Regions from separate parts of the Mus musculus genome. Here region 2 is linked to region 1. A link is a loop called in an ENCODE intact Hi-C map of the cell type or tissue named here. Cell type or tissue: left cerebral cortex. All regions are shown on one strand.

Region 1 (8,000 bases):
GAGGTTTTTCTGGGTCGAGGGAAGATTGTGTTGTATGCTATTGCCCTAGCAACAGGCTTGCCTTTTTTTTTTTTTTTTTTTTTTTTTTTTTTTTTTTTTAATCACAGGTACCCCAGGAGAAGCAGCAAGTTTAGTACAGAAACTGTAGCTATTGGGGAAGCTTTACTCCATGGGCACCTGGGCCAGAAGCCAGCCCACGAGGATTGCCATAGAACCAGAAGGTCAGGTCCCTTGACCAGTACCTGGTGGCTGTGCTGGCCAGCTGTGTGTATGTGTCGGGAGGCGGGGACTGAGTGGCCAGGCCTGGCCATACGCAGATTGCTCTTACCTGCTTCTTCAGGGTCGGCTCTGAAGTTCCTTTTCACTCAGCCTCTCAGTTCAGTACTCCCAGGAGGTACTGTCCTTGCTCACTGAGCTCCTGCCCTGCGTGGGCTGTGGGATTACAAAACCTAGCCTTCCGAATGCTGTGGAGGCCGTCTCCCCACAAGACGAATCACTCCTTCCCCTGTGATATTTCTGTCTCCTCTTTGGATCTAGCCTTGCTGACATGATTTATCATCTCACCCTGTAGGCACCAAGGCTCTCGCTGCTTTAAACTTCTCTTTCCAGGCTTGCCCAGGACCCTGCCTACCTTCTTCCATCGCCCTGGGTCCTGGGCGCAAAGTTTCCCTGTTAAGCAGCCTGGTGCATGACCCATTATGGAGTGGGAAAATCGATGTGACCTGAGAGAGGGCAAGCCTGTCCTCTCAGTCTGGCACACCTACTCTTTTAGTTCAATGACGAGAGGGAATTAGAGGCCGGGAAAGAAAGTGACAAAGCAGTTTCCCAACCTGTATCTAGGACGCATTTGTCAACTGTGGCTCCTGCCTCTCGCTCTCCCCAAGCACTGTCCTGTGGCACTATCTTCAATTTTCACTGTTTCTCCCCCTGCCCCCACCGCCCCATTCCTTTCTTTAAACCTCAGAAAAGCTACTCATCTGGCTCATTGAAAGCCCCTTAGAGTAAATAGAATTCTGCTCAGACCCCACGGAATTGCTTCTTTTCGGTGCTCACCCAACGCTAGGACTCTGTTGAGAGCAAATACGCTGCGTGTACAGGGCCAGTATCAGCAAGAAGAGCTCTGTCCCAAGGAGAAAAGATGGGCAGGCCTTTTAGAAACAGATTTCCCCCAGGTTCAGACTCATCAGCTTCATATCAAAAATGCATCGCCAAGTCTAACTGGCTTGTTTTCTGTAGCTTGTGTCACACTGGTCGAATTAAGGGCAAACAAACGGATGAATGAATGTGTGCTAGCTCCTCTATGCGGTTTGATATGTGCCTGTTTCCGTACAGTTTCCCAGGTTTAATGATGCATGCAAAAAAAAAAATCAAGAAATAGAACACCCACCCCCACCCCCACCCCCACCCCCACCCCCACCTTCACCCGCAATTCTGAAGACAAGAGGTTTGGATATTCGGTTGCTAATAAGTTTGAGACAAAGCCATTCAGCAGCCAAATCACACCTGAAATGATGCAAAACTGCATGGAATGTATTTACTTCATTTAGTGTGACTCTGCTCCTGTTTTCACGAGTGGAACATTAATGTTAAAGATGAGTGCTGTTCCAGATGCTACCCATAGCATGTATTACCAATGTCCTGATATTTCTCAATTTGGAGCACACGTAGTCCATAATGCTTCAGATATGGAATTATGGAGCTATATTGTGGTTATTGCGGAGGACTGTCATGTAATTTGTGAGACAAATTACATTTGTGCATATGCCCATTTACAAATTAATGTAAATGTTTCTCCTAGCATTCTACAAAACATTAGGGGCACTGCCTTTTGCACACTCACCTGTCACCAGATTACAGATCTGTTCTCCAGTCAATGTTTCAAGCTCGTCATTCCTAGTCCATAATTGCTGCACTCAAGTGTTACAGAAAGGACAAAAAGGCAGAACAAACATGCAGGGCAGAGCACATTACGGGATATTTTGATGTATCTTCAATTTTCTCTCTCAATAAATTCTTTGGACAACCTACTGCATGAAAATGTTGGCTTTCATTGTTAAACCCAATCGTCGTTCCATTTTAAGTGGCTAAATATGTACTTTAAATATCTTTAAAACTATTTAATTACATTTCAAGGCATATGAAGATGAAAATAAATTTTACTTCTATGCTTACTATAAAACCAATTAAATTTGAAAATGCTATGCTTCGATTTGAGCAAATAGAATAACTTCTTTGCTGTACGAGTAAATGTTTCATCTCTGCTCTTGCCATTATCCTTGCTTTATTATCAAGATAAGCAAGGTATTAATGAATCCACCTAACCATCAATTTATCCATCTAACTACCATCCGTGTAGGTATCAGCTAGCTACTAATTCATATTTTCTTCACTGTTCTAGTTAACTTTCCATGGCTATCACAAAAAGCTGAGATTGCCAGCCTAACAGGAGGAGATGTTTACTTGGACTCACGATTCCAGCAGTGTCATTGCACATTCAGGTGTCTTTGTTGCTTTAGGCCTGTGAGGAGACGTAGCTTCATAATGGGACCGTGTGGCTTTAAGCTGCTCACCTCCTGGAAGCTGTTATCAAGAGGAAGAGACTGCAATCCTCAATTTCCCCACCAGAGGACGCTGACAGCAGCCACACTTTCTCCCACAGGTCTTACCCTGCTCAAGGTCTCACCATCTCCTAGTCGCGTCCCAGGTTGGCAGCAAAGCCTTTGAGGGACACTCAAGGGGCAAGCCAGAGCAACCACAGACTTCAGAGACTCTGCTAGATTCTAATAGGATTAGCATTTCGAGGTTGTCCTTATGGAACTTCAGAGTGAAGGTCTGCTGCGACTCAGGAGGAGATTGCTTTGAACTTAGAGGAAGCATTTAACAAGACAGATGATCTTTAAAAGAGTCTGAAAGACAGAGACTGAAAAAGCCTGGCCTTGGGAGCCAGAACACCTAGTTTCAGATTCCGTGCTATGCTTTAGTCTCCGTGTGAGCCAGGCAATCTGCTTAACCCATCCCATCTTAATCCCCTTGTCTATAAATGAGAGGAAAATGTTACGGCATTATTTTACAAGTTTATTCTAAGGGTAAGCAGATCATGCTAAATAATTTCTGAACTAAAGAAATCACGACACTTTGCACATGGTAAGTACTCAATAAATGCAGTCTTACTTCTTGCATTTGATTCCGTTTAGTTCTTGGTTTTTTTTCCTGCTTTATACCCAATTCTCTGGTTCATCTTTTTCCAATCATTTAAATATTCATTGAATACATATAGCATACATGGTACAGCCATCTGTGGTAGGGATGCAAAAACTCAAACATCCCTGAAGAGTCTAACCACTTAACAGAGGAGAGAGAAGTGAGAGAAATCAGTAAGGGATAATCAAGGGGAAGAAAAGAGCACACTGCCTTTGCCCTGGAAGGCAGAGCTGAGAATACAGAGTCCTGGTTGCCTTGGCAACCGATAATCCATAAACATGTCCTATGGAGAGGTTTTCAACCAATAGCTTAGTAACTTAAAAAAATCTGCTCCTTAAACTGCAGCGAGAAGAGATGAGGAAGTGCACATAGTTGCCTGTAGGGGACGACAAAACTGCAACATCTAGGTCTCTGCTGTGTGTCCTTGACCAGGTCATTTAACTCCTCTGTGCATGGTTTCTGCACTTGAAGATAACTGCTGTTATTTCATTGAAGAAAAAGAATAAGTAAGCCACTTACTGTGTCATTAACAAGCACGGACTCACCATTTGATACACAGTGGCTGTTATTTTCCCTCTCTTAGAATTCTTGCCAACTGTTTCCCCTCAAAGTCCCACCATGAGCACTGACATGCTGAACACAGTAATTCCTCCGGATTCTTTACAAGAAAAGCACTTTAAATACAAACTAATCTTCCGTGTGTGTATTACTTTAACCTTAGTCCCACATTCTTCTTTTAAACCTTTATTTATTATTTGGTAATTTTATGTCTAATAATTTGGTTTTTTAAAAATCTTCTCCTACCACCCGACACAGGACACGTACCCAACTGAAGGCTGACTGGAAGGTCACATGTGAAAAACTCACAACAGGCACAGTGTATAACTGAATAACTAGCTTATTCTCAAACAACGAAAACGAGTTTAGAGTTGTAGCACAATGAGAGCATCTCGGGTTCTGGTGACTGGGTGGGGAGAAGCTGCCCCTTCCCATAGGTTCCTCATAACCTAGGCAGGAAGCCAGGCACCTATCCAGTCAGTCTCTGTTCCCGGAACAGCCGTCGGGACTCGGGCTTGAGATCTGCTTTTGGTTTCTGGTGTACCATGGCTCTCTTCACAGGGGCACTCAGCGTGACTTTTAGCTCAGAGGCAGCAGGGATCCATGCCAGAACCCCGGAAACTTAATGATCTGCTTCCTCCTCTCACTACCAGGAGTAATTCTCAGATTTACAGAGCTCTGGCACCCCTTTGGGCCGTGTGCTTAGGCTCCATTTCATCTCCAGAGCCAAGGGATTCCATCCCAAAGGTTAAACCAGTCGGAAGCTGTCTTGCCACTGACAGGATGAATCTTTTCCCGGGGCGGCTCCCAAGCGCTGCAGGTGGCTGAGCAGCAGAGATCACTCTGCATCCCTGAGTGAATGCCTTGGCTTCCAGATTCTCAAAGAGCATCAAAGGCTGATGGGGCTCGCCCCGTTTCAGAGGCGAGGAGGTACTGGAGGCAGCATTAATTGTTGGATCTTGATAACCTCCCCACCCATCTTGTGACGCCCCCTGGGCTCAGAAGCCCATAACCCTGACTGCACAGGCTTTTCTTGGCAGAGACGGCAGCGCTTCGGGAACTTTCCATTTTTCACATGCCAAAACTATGCCTCCAGTGTGCTGTCAATGCGCCCGGCTTGAAAGCGTTCCTTGGTGATGTGCTGGGGGCTGAAGTTTGTTCCCACTTGCTCTCTCCGTGTGTGGGAAGCTCCCCCGGGAAGAGGCTGTGGCTGGGCACGCCCAGATTATCACTGATCTTCTCCTCCCAGGGTTGGAGGCTTGAGAGCCATGGAAGGCTGCCAGGCGCTTGGAGGAGGCTTACAATCCTCCAATTATTGTCAGTGCACCGTGTTACTTCCCTCCAGTCATGAAGTCAGCACGCCATAAACCGTTTTTCCGTTTGCTCTGTGAATTTCAGGCCACAACACTTTAAGTCTCAAATATCGCATCTTTGGAGGATAGTCCCTTTGTAAATTTTGTAACATAACCTTTGAGGGCTAGCAGTAAAACCTGTTAGAAATCTCACCAGAAAACATTTCTTAGCTGACTCTGGTCCCCACTCCCCCCGCCCTCTCCACGGTTTCGTTTCTACTTAGCATGTAGCCTGTAATGTCTTTTTATTAAGATCAGAAATTTAATTATGTACATATTTGAAACCTGAACCCATTAAGTCTACAGATCCCTTGAAAATGCCATTTGCCAGGTGTGCAATCACAGTCAATGTGCAAAAATGTCGCACAACAATTAGGTTTTAAAGCTTAACTTACAACGGGCTGAGGGACTAGCTCTTTAGATGGAGAGAAATTGCTCTGGAGACGGTAAAGCAAATCAGGAAAACGGCTGAATAAGTGAGAAGAGAAATGAAGAGGATTATGTCCCTACAAAAGATATTGGCAGGGAGGGAGAGACTAAAGCAACGAGGAAATGCAGACTGGAAGACAAAAGGGAGCAGAGTCCTCCAATATGGTGGCTCTCCACTGTGGGTCGGAACCCCCTAGGGGGTGGAAAGACCTTTCCCAGGTATTGCCTAAGACCATCTGGAAACAGATATTTCCATTATGATTTGTAACTGTAGCAAAGTTACAGTTATGAAGTAGCAATGACATAATTTTGTGGTTGGGAGTCACCACAACTATATTAAAGGGTAGCAGCATTAGGAAGGCTGGGAACCACTGGTCTAACAGGAGGCTCTGTGGCTAGGGAAGTCTCCCCTGTCTACGGAGACTTCCCTAAGCTGAGGCAGCCAGGTCTTCTGGGTGTTCTCAGGTTCCCACAACACCCCCACTGGGTATGTCTGTTTCTTTCTTTATGTATTGTTTTGCTCTTCACATCATCATCATGATTTATGAGCTGACTTGCCTACTAGACTTTAAACTCCCCAAGGCCAGGGATCGGGAGAATTGTTTAAGACAGTATATCCTGTGAAATAAGGTTTCTCTGACCTTATTTTGTCCAAAGGGCAGGTAATGTCTGTGATAGGCTTTAGGTAGGTGCACCTTCTACATAAACTCAAGTAGGGACTTGGTGTCCGGGGGTTGTCAGCAGACAGGCTTAGTGTTCAGCCAATCCCTAGGGTTGATGACCCAACTTGCCCAAGGCTGCCTCAGATCAAAAGGAACTTTCTTTTTGGAAGATGGCCACATCCAGTACCTAGGATGGCCATCTCTACCTAGCTGGAACAACTCTGACGGGGTATTCTAGACCAATAGAGATGTCTAATGCTATTGATGGCTTTTGCAAGTTGATCTTTCTCTTTGTCCACTTAAGTTATTTTCTCTCTCTCTCTCTGTCTCTGTCTCTCTCTCTCTGTCTCTCTCTCTGCATGTGTGTGTGTATATGTGTGTATGTATCTGCTAGTGTTTGTTTGAAAGTCAAAGGTCAGTTTCCAGTTGTTTCTTGGGATCTACCCACCTTGTTTTATAACACAGGGTTTCTCATTAGAACCTGGGACTAATAGATTGGACTAGGCTGGCTACCCACTGACTCTGGGGTGTCCATCTGCCTCTCCCTTCCCAGAATTATAAGCTAGTACCTCCATACCTGGTTTTCTTGTATGGGTAGTAGGGCACTTTGGCTACTGGCTACCTCTTCAGGCTTCATTCCTGTTTTTATTCCTTGCTTCATCAACTGTTTTCCCAAGGTAATTCCTGATGATGTCTGGTTCAGCAAATCCCAGCTCAGAGTCTGTTAGCAAGAAAACTATTTATACCATCTTTCAGTTGAGGTTAAAGAATAATAAAAGGTAATAGGTACCGAATTTAAGCAGACATATTTCATATTTTCAATCATATGGAACTCTAGAGGAGAAAGCAGTCTTACGGGATGAATAACAGAGGAAATACTATGAGGTGTGTTCACATTGGCTTCTCAGCCCCTGACCTGGCTGGCTGTCCTTGTTCTGTCCCACAATGAGAAAGAGTTGAATTCAAATTTCTTCACATTTTCTGTCTCTCTCCCTTTTTTTTTCCTCACAGTTTCTTTCTATTCCTAACTCCTCTCAGGTTGAAGTGGGAACTCCAGGAGCATTTACTGAGAGCTCAGCTATAAACAGAAGAGTCCCAAAGATGACCTCCAAACTGTAAATCCAGGAGACAAACCTGAAGAAGAGGAAAATGTGCCATCCAGAGTCGCAGTCAGTGATAGAGCAGCCCCAAGAGACTGTCATCCTGACAATCCAGGAGGATGTGTGTGAGAAGGATTCCTTTGATAGCTGTCTGCTGGAGAGAGCTGCTGCCTTTCAAGGCAAGCAGGTAAAAGGATGAGGAGGGCACAGGCTCAGCAGAGGAGAAATCAGGATGGGAACAGCACGAGCGAACAGCTAAATCAGACCTGAAAGCATAATCGCTGACATTTAAGATGAAGAGATTGGCAAAGAGGGTCATTTTGCTGCCTCCGAAGTAAAAACGTAGGGAATTCAAGGACGTGAGCCACAAGTGAGAGTCAGAATCTTACTGTAGTTTGGTTTTAGGTCCCTCAGCATTGTATTTAATCATTCGTCAAAGCAACAGTCACTCAACCAATAATCCTTAAATATCTGCTCTCATTACTTAGGCTTCCTTGGTGCATTTGAGAAGGAAAAAAATAGTAAAGAAGAATTTATATTAATAGTATGAGTAAGAGAAGGGCAAAGTGGCCTCAGAAGTCTCCCAGGAGAGCAGCAATGGAAACCCCAAGGATTTGGTGACAGGAAGAGGAGACTCTTCTGACATCTAACCAGGTCATTTAACCTTTCACCTGGCATTTACAGTTTTACCTTTCGGT
Region 2 (8,000 bases), 710 kb after region 1:
GCTTTCATAGGAATATGCAAATGAATTGCCAGTGTATTTGGTGAACACCTCAATGCTAATATTTTGTTTATTCTACTTTTAAAACTTTATTTTAGGACTGAAAAACACCTTTTATCCTTATTTATTAGATATTTTCTTCATTTACATTTCAAATGCTATCCCAAAAGTCCCCTATACCCTCAGTCCGCCCTGGTCCCCTACCCACTCACTCCTACTTCTTGACCCTGGCATTCCCCTATACTGGGGCATAGAAAGTTTGCTAGACCAAGCAATGATGACTGACTAGGCCATCTTCTGCTACATATGCAGCTAGAGACACGAGCTCTACCAGTACCTTTTATCTTTTAATCACACTTTGTTAGGTACTTCAGACTGCCAGAGTAATAGTGAATATGACCATCATTAAGCCAGAGACCTGGGATGGAGGAGTCCCCCCAGGAGTCAGTGCAGGGGATCTCTGCCTGAAAGAGTAACAGTGGGAAAACGGAGCCTGTAGAGGCCACACCCAGTAGCTAGGCAGGACATTAATCCACCCACAAAACTTTTGAGCCAAAATCTGTTCTGTCTAAAAGAAATTCAGGGACAAAGATAGAGCAAAGACTGAGGGAATGGCCACCCAATCATCTGCCCAACTTGAGGCCCACATCATGAGCAAGCACCAATCCCTGACAGTATTAATGATACTCTTGTGATATTTGCAGACAGGAGCCTAGAATAACTCTGAGAGGCTTCACCCAGCTGACTGAGACAGATGCAGATACCCACAGCCAAACATTGCATGAAAAACCAGGGAATCTTGTTGAAGAGACAGGGGAAGCATTGGAGGCCCTTAAGGGGATAGGAATTCCACAGGAAGACCAACAGAGGGATCTCACTTGGAACTTTAGGAGCTCCCAGAGACTGAGCCACCAAAGAAAGAGTATAAAGGGACTGTAACAAGGTCCCAGTACTTGTGCAGCTTAGTCTCCATGTGGGTCTCCCAACAACTGTAGTAGGGGCTGTCCTGTTTCTAAACCTGTTGCCTGTCTGAGGAATCTGTTTCCCAATAGGGCTGCTTTGTCTGGCCCCAGTGGCAAAGGTTGCACATAACCATGCTGAGACTTGATGTTCCAGGGTGAAAGGATACCCAGGGGTAGGGGAGCACCTCTCAGAGGAGAAGCAGAGGGGTTTGGGAGGAAGGACTCTGTGGGGGAACAAGAGGGGGGCAGCGATTGGAAGATTTGGATGGAAAAAAATCACAGCAGTGGTTAAAAATAAATAAATTAAACAAACAAAATTAGTGCAGGTCCATGATCCCAGGACCTAGGAGTTTGAGGCAGAAGGACTGGAAATTTGAGACCAATCTAGGCTCATAGTGAAGTGTTATCTCACCAGCCCTCCCTAGTTATGCAGAAAAATTTCACTCTCTGAATAAAAAGTAGTTCATTTAGATAAGAAAATTAGAAAGGAATCTGATAATACAAATAACTTAAAATTTCGAGGTTGATGATGATTTTCAGAGGTTAACACCTATATCTAGTGCAATAAGGAAGTTTATTAAGATCCATGGTATTTTACGAATGAGGATTGGAGAGGCAATCTGTATACACCCAAATTTACTATAATCATGCAGAAGATGAGGACTTATACACTTAGAAAGTTGTTATTTGCTTTTAGCGCATCAGGTGACAGATAGGCAACATCTGGAAATTCTCCATCACTTCTAGTTTTTACAGTATTCCAACCTAAGTTTTCCCTAGCACAGTGATTCTCAACCTTCCTAGTGGTAGAGGCATTTAGTACAGTTCCTCATGTTGTGATAACCAACACCACAAAAAGTATCCTGCTATGAGTTAGTAACTGTAATTTTGCTACTGTTACCAATAGTAATATAGGTACATGGGATGTCTGATAGGCGGCTCCCAAAAGTGCTTCTACAAGAAATTAATTCACAATCCCAAAAAGGTAGCAGAGGGTTTTAATATGATAGCAGATGTTTACATTCCTTGGACTTTCAAAGATCTTCTTTCCTTTTACATCTTATTAGCTTTGTGTCTCTCACGTTTTTAGGAGCCTTTCTAGCCACGCAAGTTGTTAACCCTGAGACCTATCATTGCATGTTTATTACTATCATTAACTCACATTTTATTTTTTCATACTTGTTTGTGTTTCTATTTACTTTCTTATTCAAATAGAACACAAATCGGTGGCCTAAGGCATTGGATCTCCTGTGTTTGCTATTGCCGAGCAGACTCTCAGCAAATGGTTGAATGACAAAATAACTGTTGACAAAGGAAGACTTTTTAAACATAAATCGGGCTACCCATAAATATGAACTGCAACAAATAAGATACACTTTAATTTGCTTCACAAGAAATATCAACTCTAACAATATTGAAGATATACTGATCCTGTTGTTATATGTTAATTATATAATTAATTTTGAAATATATTGACTTCATATTGAACTTTTTTATCTGCAGTTGGTATAATATCATTGTCACTTTGTATTTTTGGTGATGCCTAAATTCTCAGGTAAACTTAAATCATAATCTCTTGTATTTGGAGTTAAATTTGGCAGTCACGAAGCTGGTCACTCTGAGGAAGGCTGTGGTTTTCCTTCTTGCCCAGCTGTTGCTAGATTTTTTTCTCTTGCCTACGTTTTTGGTTTTGAACTGACACTTTTGTTTCTGTCCAGAAATCAGAACTAACATGGGACTATTACATCATCCAGAAAATTTCCACTACAACAAATTGAAATCACTTGAACTCATTTATTAAATGTTGTTTCCCCAGGTCTTTCAGTTCTCTCAAATCAAGAGTAACTAACCATATGCTGACTGCCAAAGGACATGTACTAAGCTCTTATTTAAAACCTAGTCAAAATGAAGTTTAATATTTAGTAGATGCTTCTTAAACACACAGTCTCAGTTTATTGAAAATGTATTTCCTACAACTAGGTGGTGGACTATTAATAATTGCTACGCAAGTATGAAGAAGACTGATGGTAGAATTTGTACAGTATTAACCAGCTCCTTTCTGCTCTTCTCTTCTGATAGTTGCCTCAGCCATGTGTCTAATTATAATACATTGTTTTTGTTTTTATTGTACATTCTTTTCTTAAGCTTATGTGTGATCAATGTTTTGAGTCAAGGTTGCAAATTTGTATTGAAATTATTGTCATTTCCTTTTTATCTTTACAAAGTAACTTGTTTATATACTATCTGGGGGAATAAAAAGAATCCCTCAATTCCTGAAATCCTGAAATTGGAAGTTTAACGGTGCTGGTTTCTGCAACTAGTGGCTAGGTGACTTTGTTATTAGCCACCATGAAGTTTTGTCATTGTAACTAGTGGAAATTGTGTTAACAAAGATGCACTGGGTAATATGTAGATATATCAGAAAATGAATGAATTCATCTAATGAATAGAAACCAGAAGTATGCTTAACATTTGATAATATATAAAAACTACACAAGAAAGGATTATCCTGTCTATAATAAACACTAATATAGAGAAACAATGGTGAAGAAAAATGAACTATACCCATTATTTTAAAGTCAGAAGTAGATGAATAATTGAATATTTTAAAATCTTTTAAAAGGAGTATTTTAAAAATCAGTGGAAACATGAATGGGGGTTATAAGAAATAAAATCCTAGGTAATGGAAAAGGGATTGCACTAGGTTCTGTAGACCTATATAAGTAATCTGGTGTCTACTTTGCATAAACTAAGAAACCATTATGCAATGGAGAATGGACTAGAACTTCATTTATTTTATGTGTAGCAGAGTCTTTGGGAAAGCAGGCTGCTCTCAGAGGCAGGGTTCTAAAGCTGCTTCCTAAGATCTCTTCCCTTGGTTATTCAATAATTCAGTAACCCAGGTACATCTGTGGAAGCAATTTGAAAAGATATTTAAGGTCATGGGTCTTGGGAGAGGAAGATCATCATGGGTTTATTATACAGCAGGATGATATAACTAGGGAAATGTCTCCATTTTGTTCAGACAGGTAAAATACAATAGAGGCAAAGCAAAGGTAAATTGAGAAAACCAGGCCCCACACATTCCTGGCTATAAATGGGCAAGTAAGAGAAATATGGAGGACTTCTACAAATTGAGAACCATACTTAGCCAAAGGCCACAATGAAAACCTGGAGTCTCCAACCTACACTGAGATGCTTGAATAGCACTGATGACCAGAGAGTCCTATTTCCTTAGAACTTCCAGAAAAGCATTCCGTTCTGCTGCCCTCTAGCGTTTTACTTAAACACAAAATCAACTAAATCACCCTGTGCTCAAACATTTATGGGACGATAGGATAATAAACGTTTTGAGCCACTAATTTTGTGACAATTTCTTTTAGCTGAAATAAGAAATGATTAAAGCTATCGTTTTTGTGTGGGAGGGAAGTATATAGAAGTATGATGTTTAACCTTCACTGTCAACTTGACTGGACTGAGAAATGCTCAGAGAATTAATGCAGCGTACTGTTGCATGTATCTGTGAGTGGACCTCTGGTGAGGATTCATACTAAGCATAACATATCAGGGAAAGGGATGTGATGAGTGTGGGTCATAACATCTGACAAGCTGGGGAAGCAAGGGCCGACTTAAAGGGAACGAGAAAGCAGGTATGCAATACAAGTCCTTCCTGAGCCAATGTAACTGTTGCTGCTGGTAACACCTAAGGTATAAGACTACAGGTGTTTTATATTGCTCAATGTGAATTCACTGGGACTCTTTGGAGATTCCAGGCTGAAGGCCATAGGCTGAGGTGCACCTTTGGTTCCCCTGGATGTGAAGCTGCCCATTCTTTGGACTGAGCAGATAGAGTGTTCTCTTCTCTGCAGACTGCCACTGCTGACCTACCCAGAATCCAGTCATGTAAACCAATTAAAAATTCTCCAAAAATAAATATATCACCTCAGGTCTCGTCTTTTAAGGAATCCCGGTGAGAAACAGAAAGCAAAGAACCGTTTGGTAGAAACAGTAAAAATATCCTTGAAATCTATTGATATGGACAAGAGAAAATTGTGCCCTTAAAGAAGATTACCACTTAGTGATTTGAGTTCTAGACATGTTAGTAAGGTACAGGCAATAGGAATGCTAATGGATTAGAGAAGAAATAAAGAGGGGAACAGAACACAAGAAAACACCAAAATATACCCGAGAAATAGCTGAATAAGGATGCCATGACTCATTCCAGATAAGAATGAGCAGGCTTCGAATGGAAGATTGGAATGTTGTTGCTGAACACATTAAGTTTACGATTTTGAATAACTAATAATAATTAAGTTAGAAGATATTTGGGGGTGTACTTGAAAGCAGGAATTGTAGGAACAGCCAAGATTTTTGCCAGTAACTAAGTCATATTACAACCTTTGATGCTAGCTAAATGATAGGTCACTGAGTAAAGTGCTTCCCATACAAGCCTGGGATCTTGAGTTAGGATCCCAAATATTCAGGCAAAAATATACATGTGTTGCTGTGCATCTGTGATACTCAAACTTGTTCTGTCCGTAATCTGGTAGTTATAAAAGGATGAGAACTTAACATCCATATCCTCAGCACCCACACAAAAAGCTAGGCATGGCCAGCAACACTTTCATCTACAATGGTGTACTAGCTGCAGAATCCACCAGGGCAATGTGGCACAGGGCTTGTGGGAGTAACCCACCAATAACTGATTTCATTGAAGGCCACTCACTCCATTATATGAAACCCATACCCAACATTGCTTGAGGGAAAAGGAACTTGAGACTATGTTGACTAGGGACCTAAGATAAAACCAAATAATCCCGACTTAAAGAAGAGAAAGTAGCGATAAAATGACCCCTAGCGATAGTTTTTGTTTTACCTTACTGTATTTAATTTCCTTATACTTCAAAAATGAATGAGTAAATGAATGAATAAATGAATGAATAAAACTTAGCCACTAAGGTAAAGGTTAACCATTTAACTGTCACTTTTACCTGCTCAGAGAGAGAAAATTTGTTTTCTCTAATACCAATCACTCTAGGACAGAAATCATGTATATATAACATATACTAGACTTCACTGTTATTTTTGCATGTAATCTTATTTGTTTACAATTGTGTGGGGGTTTTTCGGAGGGGGTTTTTATTTTCTTGGTTGGGGGTGTTTGTGTTCTTGTATTGGATATTTATTTATTTATTTATTTATTTATTTATTTATTTATTTATTTTAGAAAGAACTTGAAAATTGAATGGCTAGGAAATTGGAGAGATTAAACAAGAATTTGGAAGAGGAAAAATATGATCAACATAAATTTAAATTTAAATTTTGCTTTAAATACTAAAAAAAAAAGAAAGAAAATATTGCTTCACCTTTTCTGTCTCTTTGCTGCTTTCTTTTTTTTTAATTAGGTATTTTCCTCATTTACATTTTCAATGCTATCCCAAAGGTCCCCCATACCCACCCCCCCATCCCCTACCCACCCACTGCCCCTTTTTGGCCCTGGCGTTCCCCTGTACTGGGGCATATAAAGTTTGCAAGTCCAATGGGCCTCTCTTTGCAGTGATGGCCGACTAGGCCATCTTTTGATACATATGCAGCTAGAGACAAGAGCTCCGGGGTACTGGTTAGTTCATATTGTTGTTCTACCTATAGGGTTGCAGTTCCCTTTAGCTCCTTGGGTAATTTCTCTAGCTCCTCCATTGGGGGCCATGTGACCCATCCAATAGTTGACTGTGATCATCTACTTCTGTGTTTGCTAGGCCCCGGCATAGTCTCACAAGAGAGAGCCATATCTGGGTCCTTTCAGCAAAATCTTGCTAGTGTATGCAATAGTGTCAGCATTTGGAAGCTGATTATAGGATGGATCCCTGCATATGGCAATCACTAGATGGTCCATCCTTTCGTCACAGCTCCAAATTTTGTCTCTGTAACTCCTTCTATGGGTGTTTTGTTCCCATTTCTAAGAAAGGGTAAAATGTCCACACTTTGGTCTTCGTTCTTCTTGAATTTCATGTGTTTGGCAAGTTGTATCTTATATCTTGGGTATCCTAAGTTTCTGGGCTAATATCCACTTATCAGTGAGTACATATTGTGAAAGTTCCTTTGTGATTGGGTTACGTCACTCAGGATGATACCCTCCAGGTCCATCCATTTGCCTAGGAATTTCATAAATTCATTTTTTTAATAACTGAGTAGTATTCCATTTTACTAATCTCTGGACCAGAGGTACTCATTGTGTGGGTAGATGCCCCTTTGTCCAACCTCTGTTTCCAAAAATGTTCATAATAGTGTTCATAATAAACAAAAATACAGCTATGAAGGAGTAAGCAGAAAAACTTATAGTTGGGGGTCATCACAATGTGAGGAACTGTATTAAAGGGTAGAATAATTAGGACCCAAAAAGCTAACAAACAATCATATAAGCAAACAAACAAAAAACAGAAAAGAAAAACAAAAGTAGAGATGAGGAATGTAGTGTGGGCTATACACATATGAAAACATCTATAAAAATAAATTGACCCATAAAGTCCACACACAGACACACCCCACCACACACATACATACACACACATACATACATAACTAAGGAACTAATAATTTTTACATAGTACAGTAGGCAGTACTGCAAAATTGTTGATTAAGCAAGTGGTAAAGTGATCTACTTAGTATTAATTCAGAGAAATATAGGTCTACGTCTGTGTATTTGTTATTCTCTATAGCTTACAGATTATGGAGATGAAGAGGGACCCAAAGACTTCAATTAAGCCGAGAAGAAATGGAATGAGATCATAAAGGCAGATTTGAATTTTTACAAAAACACTAAAATTTATTCTTATCTCTTATATACAGTTTCAAAGCAATAAGTATTAGCCATGAGAGTCATCTACACTCACACAAAACAAATGAAGCATATATTCAGTATTTTATAACTTGAGAAAAAAATGATTCATTTAATTTTTATTTGTAAATATTTGAACTTATCTTTACATCACTAAAATTAAAAATAAGTGTTTCAAAATCTAATGAGCTTCAAAAACTACTTTT

The links. Peaks named below come from ENCODE experiments on the same cell type or tissue, not always from the same donor. Only the 100,000 strongest peaks of a DNase experiment are listed, where the experiment ranks them.
Region 2: a loop joins it to region 1, with 7 times the contacts of the local background. A loop is called at or near these places in 2 of 42 quality-filtered maps.

The regions. Positions count from the first base shown.
Region 1 is chr14:87,563,736-87,571,735 of GRCm38, forward strand. No RefSeq gene overlaps it. Among named protein-coding and RNA genes, the nearest start is that of Tdrd3, 150 kb to the left of the region's middle. In left cerebral cortex, CTCF peaks have their summits at 2,623 (motif pointing right) and 3,578; DNase peaks (open chromatin) are centred at 2,705, 3,571, 4,612 and 4,965; H3K4me3 peaks cover 1,093 bases; H3K27ac peaks cover 543 bases.
Region 2 is chr14:88,274,316-88,282,315 of GRCm38, forward strand. All of the region lies in intron 3 of Gm33203 (a long non-coding RNA gene), which reads right to left. Among named protein-coding and RNA genes, the nearest start is that of Gm33203, 59 kb to the right of the region's middle. In left cerebral cortex, a CTCF peak has its summit at 4,229 (motif pointing left); a DNase peak (open chromatin) is centred at 4,221.